Linked DNA regions of Homo sapiens: region 1 is linked to region 2. The links are chromatin contacts, found by Hi-C or POLR2A ChIA-PET in ENCODE. All regions are on one chromosome and are shown on one strand. Each heading gives the region's core, a stretch centred on a gene start or an enhancer-like site at or near the end of the contact. The rest is flanking DNA. Distances are from core to core; before and after follow the strand shown.

Region 1 (6,107 bases), core at 2,137-4,636, 71 kb after region 2:
GCCTGCCAAAACCTTTGTTTTTATAGCTATTTCTTTCAGATTGGAAAAGGCATTTAAGGCTTACTTCTGTGGTTCCTAACTTCTCCTAGGTTTACATCCAGAAATCCCTACCTATTTTGTTAGCTGAGATTTTTTTCTTGTCCCACAGACAGACCATTCTAAAAAACCTAGCTGAATATCACCAGAGACAGAAGTAAATCCTCTCCAGCAACATATAGAAGTAAATTTAAAAAGCAAAACTTAAGTCTTAATGCTACTAAAACACCAAGCAATGATGTTACAATGATGTCCAGCTGACTCTGTCCTTTAATCCAGCAGTCCCCAACCTTTTTGGCACCAGGAACCGGTTTCAGGATGATTCAAGCACATTACATTTATTGTGCACTTTATTTCTATTATTATTACATTTGTAATATATAATGAAATAATTATGCAACTAACCATAAAGTAGAATCAGTGGGAGCCCTGAGCTTGTTTTCCTGCAACTAGACGGCCCCATCTGGGGGCAATGGGAGACAGTGACAGATCATCAGGCATTAGATTCTCATAAAGAGCACGCAACCTAGATCCCTCACATGCACATTTCACAACAGGGTTCATGCTCCTATGAGAATCTAATGCTGCAGCTGACCTGACAGAAGGCAGAGCTCAGGCCATAAGGCAAGCAACGGGGAGTGGCTATAAATACAAATAAAGCTTCGCTCGCTTGCCTGCTGCTCCCCTCCTGCTGTGCAGCCCAGTTCCTAACAGGCCACAGACTGGTACCGGTTCGTGGCCCAGGGGTTGGGGACCCCTGTTTTAACCTGCAATACCCAAAAGACATTCATTAATCACACCTCAATAGTCTCTCACAGCTCCCAGTAACAGCAACTTGGAAAAAGTCTCTTCCACCATTTCCCAGCTTCAATTGAGGCATTCGTTCTAGAAGTGACCACACCCATAAAGAAGGGTCTTTGCAAACGGAATACAATGTTGAAAATCTGAGGAAAGAGGGCTCTCTATGAAGCTGGCCTCTAAGGAAGCAGACAGATACATAAGTCAGACAGGACCCTTGGAGTTTAAGATATTCAAAGAGCTGTCTGCAGACCCTGCAACGAACACTTGAATTAAATGTCCCCATGCCTCATCGTCTTTGGAATGTGTTGTAACAAGATTTCATCCATACTCAGAAGCTCACTATGGTCACATTATGACAAACAGTGCCTCCAAATAGCAGACTTAAAAGAATTCAGAAAGTCAAACTACCTATGTGCTATTATTTGTTCTTAGCTCCAAATCAAACAGTTCCTTTAATTTTCAAAAGGTAACTTTTAAAATATGTTTCACAAGGCATAAAAATTCCCCATGTTCACCCAGATATGTGAACCATGACTAGGACCAATTAGCTTCTACTCTAAATACAATTTTTACTGCTCATGGTACTTGTATTTCTATAACATAACACTGCATTAGAGAATACAGAATCATTGTTTCAGAAGTTGACATCTGCAAACCTCTGGTCTCAACATTTTCGTCAACTGGACAGAATATAACCTTGTTTTCCATGTGTTTTGCCTGAACAAAGCTTACCCATCACATGCACCTTCTCCCTAAGGCACACACCTTCTTGTGTTTGGGAACTTAAGACGGCACTTCAGCACTATGCTTGAGGGTCATGTTAGGCAGTGAAATCACCAATAAAAAGGACAGAAATGGGGAAAATACGGCATTAAATAGGCTAAGAAAGTGATATTTATTTACAGCAGTGCAGCTGAAACAAGAAGGCAGAACATCACCTCCTTTTACTTCAGCTGAGCTGTGTGTGTTTCAGGGACTCAAATTTTTCACTGCTCTGCAGATGTCCCAAATGACCACAAACTACCATAAAGATTGATTTCTGTGGTTTCAAAGCTTAGCAAGCAGGCAAACATGCAAATATCAAACCTCCAAATAATGAGGCCGGAATGTAGAGTCACACATGAACCTCAAAGAGCTGTAGACTTGTCTTCCCAGGGCCCAGAAAAACAAAGACAGTACTATGCTTGCTATTATTCTGAATTACAGCTGTATCTGGACACAGCTTCAATTTTCAAGTGAGAAACTCCACAGGGTAATAGCTACAGAACACAGCATCAAGTATTTTCCTCCACCCACGTGTAGACAAAACATCCATACAGGCACAATCCCAAGTTACTCATTGTCTTCCTTTCTGCATCAATCACCAATTTCCTAAGTTGTCAACACACACACAAACACACACATACACACCAAGTTTCATATAGAGAGATGCTTCCTGGATCAGTCTTTAATGGGACTCAAAAAAAAAAAAACAAAAACAAAAAAAACCCAGCTTCCTGACATATAAAACATGATTTCCTAAACAGCAATCTTTAAAAGTGATGTTACTTTGTATAGCGACACAGCAGGTGGCAGGCTGTGATGAAACAGGAAATGAGAACAAATGTCTCCCACACACTCTTGCAGACCACCACAGGGAATACATCAGCACACAATCCTTCATATTTATCATCCAACCAACCATCGTCTGTAGGATTTCTCTTCTTTGAACTCATCCCTACCCACTGCTCAGTTACCCTTACCACCTGTCCAACAATTCTTTCCATATCAACAGAAGAAATTTGCCGAGGTTGACATTACAAGGGGAACTGAGAACTCCCATTTAAGATTTTGAGGAAGACCCTACTGAATTCAAGCAGGAAAAAAAAAATCCCTAAATTAAAGTTTATTTTCTCCTTAAGCCCCAAATAAAAAATATGAGTAAAGTTTTCCTAATTATTAACTAGATACAGCATTTATTCCATTTCTAGTTAAAAAATCTAATAGGAGCTCTTATCTCACCACCCTAGACATTAAATACAAATGGTAGTATATCCTTCAAATCACGGCCCAGATGACAAAGGAAGAACACACAGACATTACCATCACCCACAAAACTGGAAGTATCCCAGGAACATCTGGGCATCCACAAGGCATCCCAGTCATCCAACCTCTGTGACAGGCCAGAGAGATGCCTAAAGAGCCAGGACAGCAGAAGAGGTTCAGCTCTGAACCCCCAACAGAAGCACTAGTTGGTCCCTGTCCCTTTACTTAAAATCATAGCTATTCTAAAGATGGAAGGAATAGAGGAGTTCTCAAGCCTAACTACCTTGTTTATAGGTGAGGAAACAGGCCCAGAGACTAAATAATTTGCAAATATAACTAGTGAATCACAGATTGAACTTTATGACTAGGTATTTACCTTATAAAAGGGCTATGGAAGAATGATTTACTAGGCAATTATGATCAAGTCTAAGAATCTCTTACCTAATTCCACGCACATGCCACAATCTAGCCCATTCATTCATCTGTCCACTCACTCAATCTTTGAGTAATCATTTATGAAGAGACTGTGTGCCGGGCACTGTGCCATCTCAAACTACTTAAAATTATTCAACCGGGCCATTCTTTTTTCAGGCTTGGTGCCTTTGTCCACACTATCTACCTGGAATGCCCTCCCTATCTCTTTCAACACCCACTCCTACTTCAATGATGGTCCACTGGTGCTGGCTACCTGGAGAAGCATTCTAAAAACAGGCTCCTCAGAAAGCAGCACAAGATCAGCAAAGAGACCTGCCAGGGCCAGGGAGGTGCAAGGAGCACCCAGCTCTCCCCTCAGACTCAGCCGATGCTCCTTACTGCTGTTACCACACAACTGTGACATACCAGATGGTCTGGGCTGTATTTCTTTAAGTTGGGGGACTGACTGCATTACATTTCTAACTCCCAAAACAATCTGGTTGGATGCTACAAGAAGGAGGCATTCCCTGACACACTGGACACCCAGACCTCTCTTCAGGCTTTCTGTTTAACTTACCTTTCTCTCCCACAACAAATCCCACTGAAACAACAGAATAAATAGTATAATATACACCTCCAACTAGACTGTAATCTCCTTGAGGATAATGACTTAACTTTTACCTTTCCTGGATCTCCCAGTGCACAGACATAGGACATTACATTTTTTTAATAATTAAGTTTTACATATATTGATGAATAGCTAATCATTTCTCTAGGTTTTACATATATTGATGAACAGCTACTCATCTGTCTAACTTTAAACATGCATTAGCACAACAGTGATAATGAAACTCCCTATTTATTGTTCCCAGACATACACAAGGCTGTTTTGAAAATATGGCAAGAAACAAGTTAAAATGCTTATATGCCATATAAATGGACCCAGAGTCCTGACAATGAACCTAAAACCATTCACTGAGTTCAGATGTTGTTGTAATACACAATATAGCAGGTACAGTAGAGAGTCTGTAATATGAAGTTACATATTGAATTTTAAAACATATACTCCAGGCAGAATTCAACAGTGGAAAACTGTCTCCCACAAAACAAGTCCCTGGTGCCAAAAAGGTTGGGGACCACTGATATAAAGTATATACCTGTGTCACTTTTCTTTCTTTTTTTTTTGAGATGGAGTCTCGCTCTGTTGCCAGGCTGGAGTGCAGTGGCGCGATCTCGGCTCACTGCAACCTTCGCCTCCTGGGTTCAAGCGATTCTCCTGCCTCAGCCTCCCAAGTAGCTGGGACTACAGGCGCCCGCCACCATGCCCGGCTAATTTTTTGTGTTTTTAGTAGCAATGGGGTTTCACCATGTTAGCCAGGATGGTCTCAATCTCCTGACCTCATGGATCCACCCACCTCAGCCTTCCAAAGTGCTGGGATTACAGGCATGAGCTACCGTGCCCAGCCCATGTGTCACTTTTCTAAAAACCTAAAAAAGTCATGAATTGTGAAACACCTCTTGCCTTGAGTGCTGGATATGCAATTAGAGACCTGCAATAATTTGATATCTACTTCATAGAGTTCTTGTGAGGAAAATGAGCATAAAATATGCTTACACATAGTAGGTCCTCATTCAGTGGCTGCTGCTAACTTTCTTAACTAATTTGAAGAACATTAATATCCCTAAACCTTTCTGGTTTGGTTTTCTTCTTCATGCTCACCTAAATAATTAGTAATTTGCTTAGCACAACAAATGAGTACTAGCTTACTGTTTCTTACCTTAGACTGTAATATCCTATGCACTTGAAAATAATTAGTTTACATTTCAAATTCATTTCAGCATTGAGATTGTGTGTATTCTTTACACACACACATACACACACAAAAAAAAACAATACAAAATGGATAACCCATTAACATGTTACATCATCTCAGGCAATAAGATTGTAACAAAGGCCTTTTTTAAAAAAAAGAAATCCATTTTCAATTTGGTACTAAGAAACTCAGTACTACCAGATCCTTTTGATCTAGCCCCTAAGCCTCAGTAGGTCACTCACTAGGAAACAGGCCCTAAGCTCAACTCCCATTATGCTTTGGGAAGCTTGGGTTAATGGACTCCAATCCACTTATTTTCTGGGAGATTTATCCGAAGCCAACAACTATAAATGGTTAAGTCTCTTTTCACCATTCATTTTATTACAGAAGCACCCATGTGAAGCCCTCTAATAATAGATTTTCCAAAGTCCTTTCTGCTATCATGATACTCCCAATACTACAAATATTAAGGTCAATACTGACAAGCCAAAAATAAAAAAATTTTTAAATATATTGACAAGTGGCCAGGCGTGGTGGCTCACATCTGTAATCCCAGTACTTTGGGAGGCCAAGGCAGGTGGATAACGAGGTCAGGAGTTTGACACCAGCCTGGCCAATACAGTAAAACCCTATCTCTACTAAAACTACAAAAAAAAATAGCTGGATGTGGTGGCGTGCGCTTGTAGTCCCAGCTACTCAGGAGGCTGAGGCAGGAGAATTACTTGAACCTGGGAGGCAGAGGTTGCAGTGAGCCAAGATCCTGCCACTGCACTCCAGCCTGGGTGACAGAGCGAGACTCCGTCTCTCAAAAACAACAACAACAACAACAACAACAAAAATATATATGTATATCTATATATATAAGTACAGAACAGCCAATAGGAAACTACTACTGCCAACAAAGAAATGCAAAAAATACAATTTGCAGTTGTGTGGTCAACTTTAGGAGACACACTCATCGTTTTATTAAATTAAAATGAGTGCTTTAAAAATGCAATGACAAAAAAAGAATTCTAA
Region 2 (5,653 bases), core at 158-2,657:
GATGGCAGCCTCCTGCTTCTTGGCTTCATTCTCCAGGTCAGACACTTTCCTATCAAGATCGCTGACCTTCATTTCATCTTTGGCTTTGTTTAGGGTGCCTTCAATCTCGTTTAGCTTATTCAGGTCCACTGTATCCAGCTGCCCTGGAGGGTCAGAAAGTACATAGAAGAGAACAGACATATTCAGTAAGAATGATCCCTTCACAAGTACCTGCACTAGACTCTAGGCCCAGCAGCTGCCATTCTGCACAGGCAGCCCGGCAAATGTGACTTGCAGATTGTTGATGTCACACAATGGTATAAAATATGCAAACCAAGTACAAATGCTGACCTAACCCAGCAGGGATGGGTCTGAGCATACAATTAATATAGAGCTGGATGTTTCTTTCTGAGACAATGGTTTTTGCAGAATGTTTCCTCAATGCACAGCTACCATGTTCTAGACCTTTGAGGGCCATCTGATAACATTTAATACCTTTTCCAGGTGTATACATGTAAACTCTATGTCATTTTAGTGCCATCAAAGATACACAAATCTCTAAGAACCCTAATCCCTCAGCTCTTAGAGAGATTCCAGGGAAGATGGGTCAGTTTTGAAGGTCACTTTCTGCTTTCAGGAGTTAGACACTATTAGGAGCCTTCCTATGGAAAATGGCCAGGAGTAAAATGCTGAAATAATTTCAGCAAGTCTTCACTTTAAGCTTAGCAAGAAAAAGAGGTTCTTTTGAAAGAAATGAGATGTTTCCATAACAAACAAAAGCAGACACAATAGACAGCATTTCATGCATACTTGACTTGATTAAAGTCTCACAAGACCATTTTACATCAGTGATTCTCAGATGTTAAATAATTTGCCCAAGTTTGCACAGCCTATAGGCAACAAAGCAAAGATACTAACCCAAGTCAGACTAATGTTAAAAGTCTGGCTGTTCCACAAAAAGCTTTCTCTTCTAGCTTACTTTCATTTTATATCCATCTGTTGGCACATAACTTATTCTTGACATTTGAGACCGATAAAAAATACCCCTGTAGCCCCCCACCAAAACAAAATGCACCAGTCTTTAAAGGCTGGCAAATTAAAATATAATGCCTTGCTACAAAGAGTCCTGGCTAGAGTGTTGACACTTTATAATGGAGTCTGGTGACAAAAGTGCATCTGTCCTAAAATGAAGCCTGCTCCCTAACACCCTATCAAACTGGATTAAAAGAAGGTTTCCGTATGCATAGATTTCCTTGAAAAATCAAGGTTTTTCTCTCTTTTGGCATGAAAGCTTTCCCCTCATCGGACTGTCCTTACTTAGCAAATGAAGAGAATTCCAGGCAGTAAAGTCATGACCAGTTTTAAGTGTTCTTTTTCGTTTTTTAAATTGAGACAGGGTTTCGCTCTGTTGCCCAGGGTGGAGTGCAGTGGCACGATAACAGCTCACTATCACCTCAAACTCAAGTGATGCACCTGCTTCAGTCTCCCGGGTAGCTAGGACTACAGGCGTGTAGCACCACACCCAGCTAATTTTTAAAATAATTTGAAGAGACGAGGTGAGATCTCGCTATGTTGCCTAGGCTGGTCTCAAACTCCTGGCCTCAAGCTATCCTCCTTGCATGGCTTCTTAAAGTACTGGGATTACCAGTGTGAGCCATCACACCCAGCCTGTGATTCTACTATTCTTTTATTCTACTATTGAAATCCTTTACTTTAAATCCCTTAAAGATACTGCCAGCAAGATGAGTTAAGAAAAATCACTGTTTAGTTGTACAATGATACTGGACCATAAATGCTACCCTAGCTGGCAATATATCTTCAAAATATAAAAAGAAACTCCTCAGACCACAGTGTTCTACTTAGGGCAAGGTCCACAGAAGGCACCTAGTAAGTACTTGTCACATTAACACAGCCTAAAGTCATGATTCAGGTCACACTGTAAAGCTGACAAATAATAAGTATGGTAAAGAAGCAAGTTGCTCTTAAAGACCCTGTCATGCAAGACAAACATTTATTTTATAAGGCTTTCAAAAATAAGCAACAGCAAAAGGAAATATTAATAATTTAATTAATGACTTAAAAGGGATTCATGTAAACCTATATCATCTGCTTTTGAGTCAACTGTACTATATCAGATCCTAAGAACAGTACAAAAGATTCAGAGACTGACAAAAATGACTCTATGGCTACGTACCCAGCTGCTCCAAGAGGTCATTAATAATGCTGAGGAGGCTAGTAACAGAGTTTTTGGCTTTTCTGGCATTGATCTCGGCTTCTTGAGCAGCCTGTGAAGCCTGTAAGGGAAAAATGAGGCAAAGAGTCTTGACTGTATGTTTTCATCTTCTTTAAATCTTTTTTCCCAATGACCCAACAAATCTAATTTCCAGATTTTCTTCCCTTTTCTAACTTAGGAAATTGAAACCTCTCATTGCTTTTTTTTTTTTTTTTTTTTGGTGGGGCTGCTGCATATCTTCATATTGAGGATGTTGGTATTTCTACTTCATCAAAGTTATGACTAGGCAGTCAGGATGCCTACACTCACTAACTCACTATATTTGTACTTCAAAAATTAATCTCCTTTTCTCACATTCTAACTCAATAATATATGGAGGTATATTCATAGTAAAGCCTATTAAGCAGAAACAAGTTATTTTTTAAGGATGATTATAGAAACTATGTTTCAGAACCAAAACATGTCCTTCAGGACACTCTTAGGGACTTATTAGAAATGTCCTATTCTTTGAAAATTTTCATAGTTAAGTAAAGCTCTTCTAGGAGTTCTCTTCTGTAAACTCCCCCTCCACATGCAATGACCCAGCCACAGTCCCCCTGACACACATACTCATTTATTGGGGCAATATAATTTACATTTTAAAAACCAAACAAAGGTAAATACACTTGGGAAATTCCATGAAACCTGAACAAATAACTGTGCATGAGTCATAGGAAACAGCAATGGAAGAGGAAGTGTCTAAATATCAGAAAACAGATGTTCTCACAAATAAATCTAGTTGAGATTTAAGTAAGTGGCTCTGAGCCTCTTACCACATAATTGTTTTTCCTAGTTTTGAGTAAGGACAACACAAACATTTTGGGATCAAAACAATGTGAAGATTTAAAAAAGAACAAGAAAGCAAGGCAGAAAAAACCTTCACAAATAAATGATTAATCTCTGTCCAAACGGCAGCTGTCCTTATTGAGCATCCACAAGCTTGTCTGCGAGTGTAAAAGGAGGGAGAAAGGACCCTGCCAGGGCCGGCCAAGAGCGATGCACCTGCATTTAACCTGTGGTCTCCAGCCTCCTCTTCCAAAAGAATGAAGCTATAAACCTTCATTCTTCTGGTTAAAAAATACAATACAGATTCAAATAATACTGGCCAAATGCTGGCCTTTCAGAATTGACAGAAATACAAATGAGATAGTGCATGTGAGGGTGGTTTGTTTCCTTAGAAGTTATTTACCAAAATAATAAAAGATCTTCTTTCACCCTTTGAACTAAACCAAAACCCTTTTTTGAAGCTCCTAAAGAATATACTGTTTTCTTTTTCAATATGCTTTAAATCTAATGTTTCTACAATCATATTAAAAATGAAATCCATATATGCTCAACATGTGAGAAACATCTATTTTTTTTATGGGAATTTTTGTTTTTTTGAGACGGAGTCTTCCTCTGTGGCCCAGGGTGGAGTGATCTTGGCTCATTACAACCTCCACCTCCCAAGTTCAAGCAATTCTCCTGCCTCAGCCTCCTATGTAGCTGGGGTAACAGGCACCCACCACCATGCCCAACTAATTTTTGTATTTTTAGTAGAGATAGCGTTTCACCATGTTGGCCAGGCTGGTCTCGAATTCCTGACCACAGGCGATCCACCCACCTCGGCCTCTCAAAGTGCTGGGATTACAGGAGTGAACCACTGCGCCCAGACACCTTTATGGGAATTTTTACTTGAGCCACACCATAACGGAGAAAATCAGGACAATCCAAACCAACATCCACCCCCCTACCTGTAAAAAGCATAATAAAATTAGGTGGTTGCACAGAGATAGTTTCCTTTATCACTTCCCTAGAGTTTTTACTGAGATTAACAGGCTTTGTACTTCTTTTTTCCATCCCAAGATGAAAATGACCCACACTGAGGGACTATGTTTTCTGGCAGCAGTGAACGACGGCCTCTTCTTTGCCACTGAAAGTGAGCAAGTAACCACAAGTTCGTGTATGTCATTACCGTGATTGCTACACCCAACTGGAAAAAGAATATTCCTACTGTGACTCCATTAAAGTCTTTTCAAAGCAAAATATAGCATAGAACAGAAAAATGGACCTTAGTTCTTCCTTGGGCCATCCATTGACAAGTCAATTTTGTTACAAATAGTACCTTGCATACACATTATCACAAAACGTGAAAAATTAAACTAGATGTAAGTTTCATATGTTTTGGTGGGGTGGTAGACAATGCCATCTTCAAAAATTTCTTATATACAAGAAACTTGTCTTTGTCTCTAAAGGTGCTGGGAGAACAAGAATAAGAAGAAAATTAACTTCATTGCATTCCTTTTTTATTAACATTTATGAATTACCCAGTGAAAAATATAAACACATACTTTTAATGTCCTAAAACCTCAAACGTGTAAAGCAATGTTTTACTTTTAACTGAGTAACTTTGGGACAGGACAATTGTGCAACAAAATTACCTGGCAGAAGATCCAAATTCTTTGTCTTCTATGTAAGCTACTAACCCAATTCTTGACGAGACAATGTGATGAAAAACAGAAGTCAATATAAAAAAGACTCTTCTCAACAAGTGGGGGATCTTTATTATTAAACACTGTTCACTTTCTGCCAATGAGCAAATATACCAAAACCTCTTACCATCCCTGCCATCATCATGTCCTGGTCAGCGTCATCTTGTTTTCTCTTTAGCTCTTTTTCTGCTTCCTGCAGTTGCTTCAACATATTGTTCACCTCATTATCCAGATCTGTAACTTCTGCAAAAGTTCTTTCAGCTTCTGCCTTGGTGCTGGTGGCATTCTAGGCACAAAAGAAAATTGTACTTTTTTTAAAAAAGCTTTCCTTTTTCTCAAGTATGCTCCCGCTCCTTTTATAATTTATAAAATGTCTTAAAAATATAATCCAGAAATAATAATATATTGATTTATACTATCTCATGACTTACATTATCAATTTGGGTTATAAATAATCATAAAAAAAATTACTACCCACATAATAACATTTTGTATTTTATCTAGCACTTTCATTTGTATCCTCTTCTTTAATCCTGGAAACTTCTGTTCTATTATTGCTATTTTTAGTTGGGGTCATACAGACAGCAAATGATAAACATTTAATGGCATACACTTTCTACGACATCATATTGATTAGATGCTTTCGCTGAGGTAAAATTTAAATTCAAAGCTAGCTTGGTTCATTCTTGGCAGTTCATCATAATGTACAAAAAGACCACAATCCTGAAATATGAGTATTTTATAAAATATAATTAATCCAAAAGCCAACTGTTCTAAGGAAACTAAGAGGTTTCTCTGATTCTTAAATACCTAATTCTAAAATTGCTCCAATCTCTCTTTTAAATAAAACAAACAGATTGACCTTGAAATAAGAGAAAGCCAAACTAAAAAACATTATTCTTGAAGATGACTTCAAAGAATCCTAGCAATG

What was found. Hi-C counts contacts between places; a loop is a spot of excess contacts on that map. ChIA-PET counts read pairs that join two places held with the same protein, here RNA polymerase II (POLR2A). Pooled maps may share reads with other maps.
Region 1: a loop to region 2 is called in a pooled map, with 2.2 times the contacts of the local background. The contact joins the enhancer-like site here to the promoter of LAMC1-AS1 in region 2. A Hi-C loop is called at or near these places in 2 of 168 maps with a recorded cell type or tissue (lower leg skin and transverse colon), 2 of 37 single-sample maps with no recorded cell type and 4 of 50 pooled maps. POLR2A ChIA-PET finds 5 or more read pairs at or near these places in 5 of 52 experiments (AG04450, MCF 10A, OCI-LY7 and 2 more).

What each region holds. Positions count from the first base shown.
Region 1 is chr1:183,067,295-183,073,401 of GRCh38, reverse strand. The region is part of intron 1 of LAMC1 (laminin subunit gamma 1); the gene reads right to left. Among named protein-coding and RNA genes, the nearest start is that of LAMC1, 47 kb to the right of the region's middle. RefSeq lists enhancers at 2,473-2,522, 2,533-2,602. Within about 2 kb of position 3,386, at least 7 of the 41 ENCODE cell types and tissues checked have a DNase peak (open chromatin) inside an H3K27ac peak, as active enhancers do; they include OCI-LY7, where a contact is called at or near this core.
Region 2 is chr1:183,137,024-183,142,676 of GRCh38, reverse strand. LAMC1-AS1 (LAMC1 antisense RNA 1) reads left to right here and starts at 1,407. Exons shown (of 3, transcript NR_149048.1): 1 at 1,407-1,535; 2 at 1,708-1,866; 3 at 4,097-4,275. LAMC1 (laminin subunit gamma 1) reads right to left here. Exons shown (of 28, transcript NM_002293.4): 26 at 4,850-5,008; 27 at 2,174-2,273; 28 at 1-143.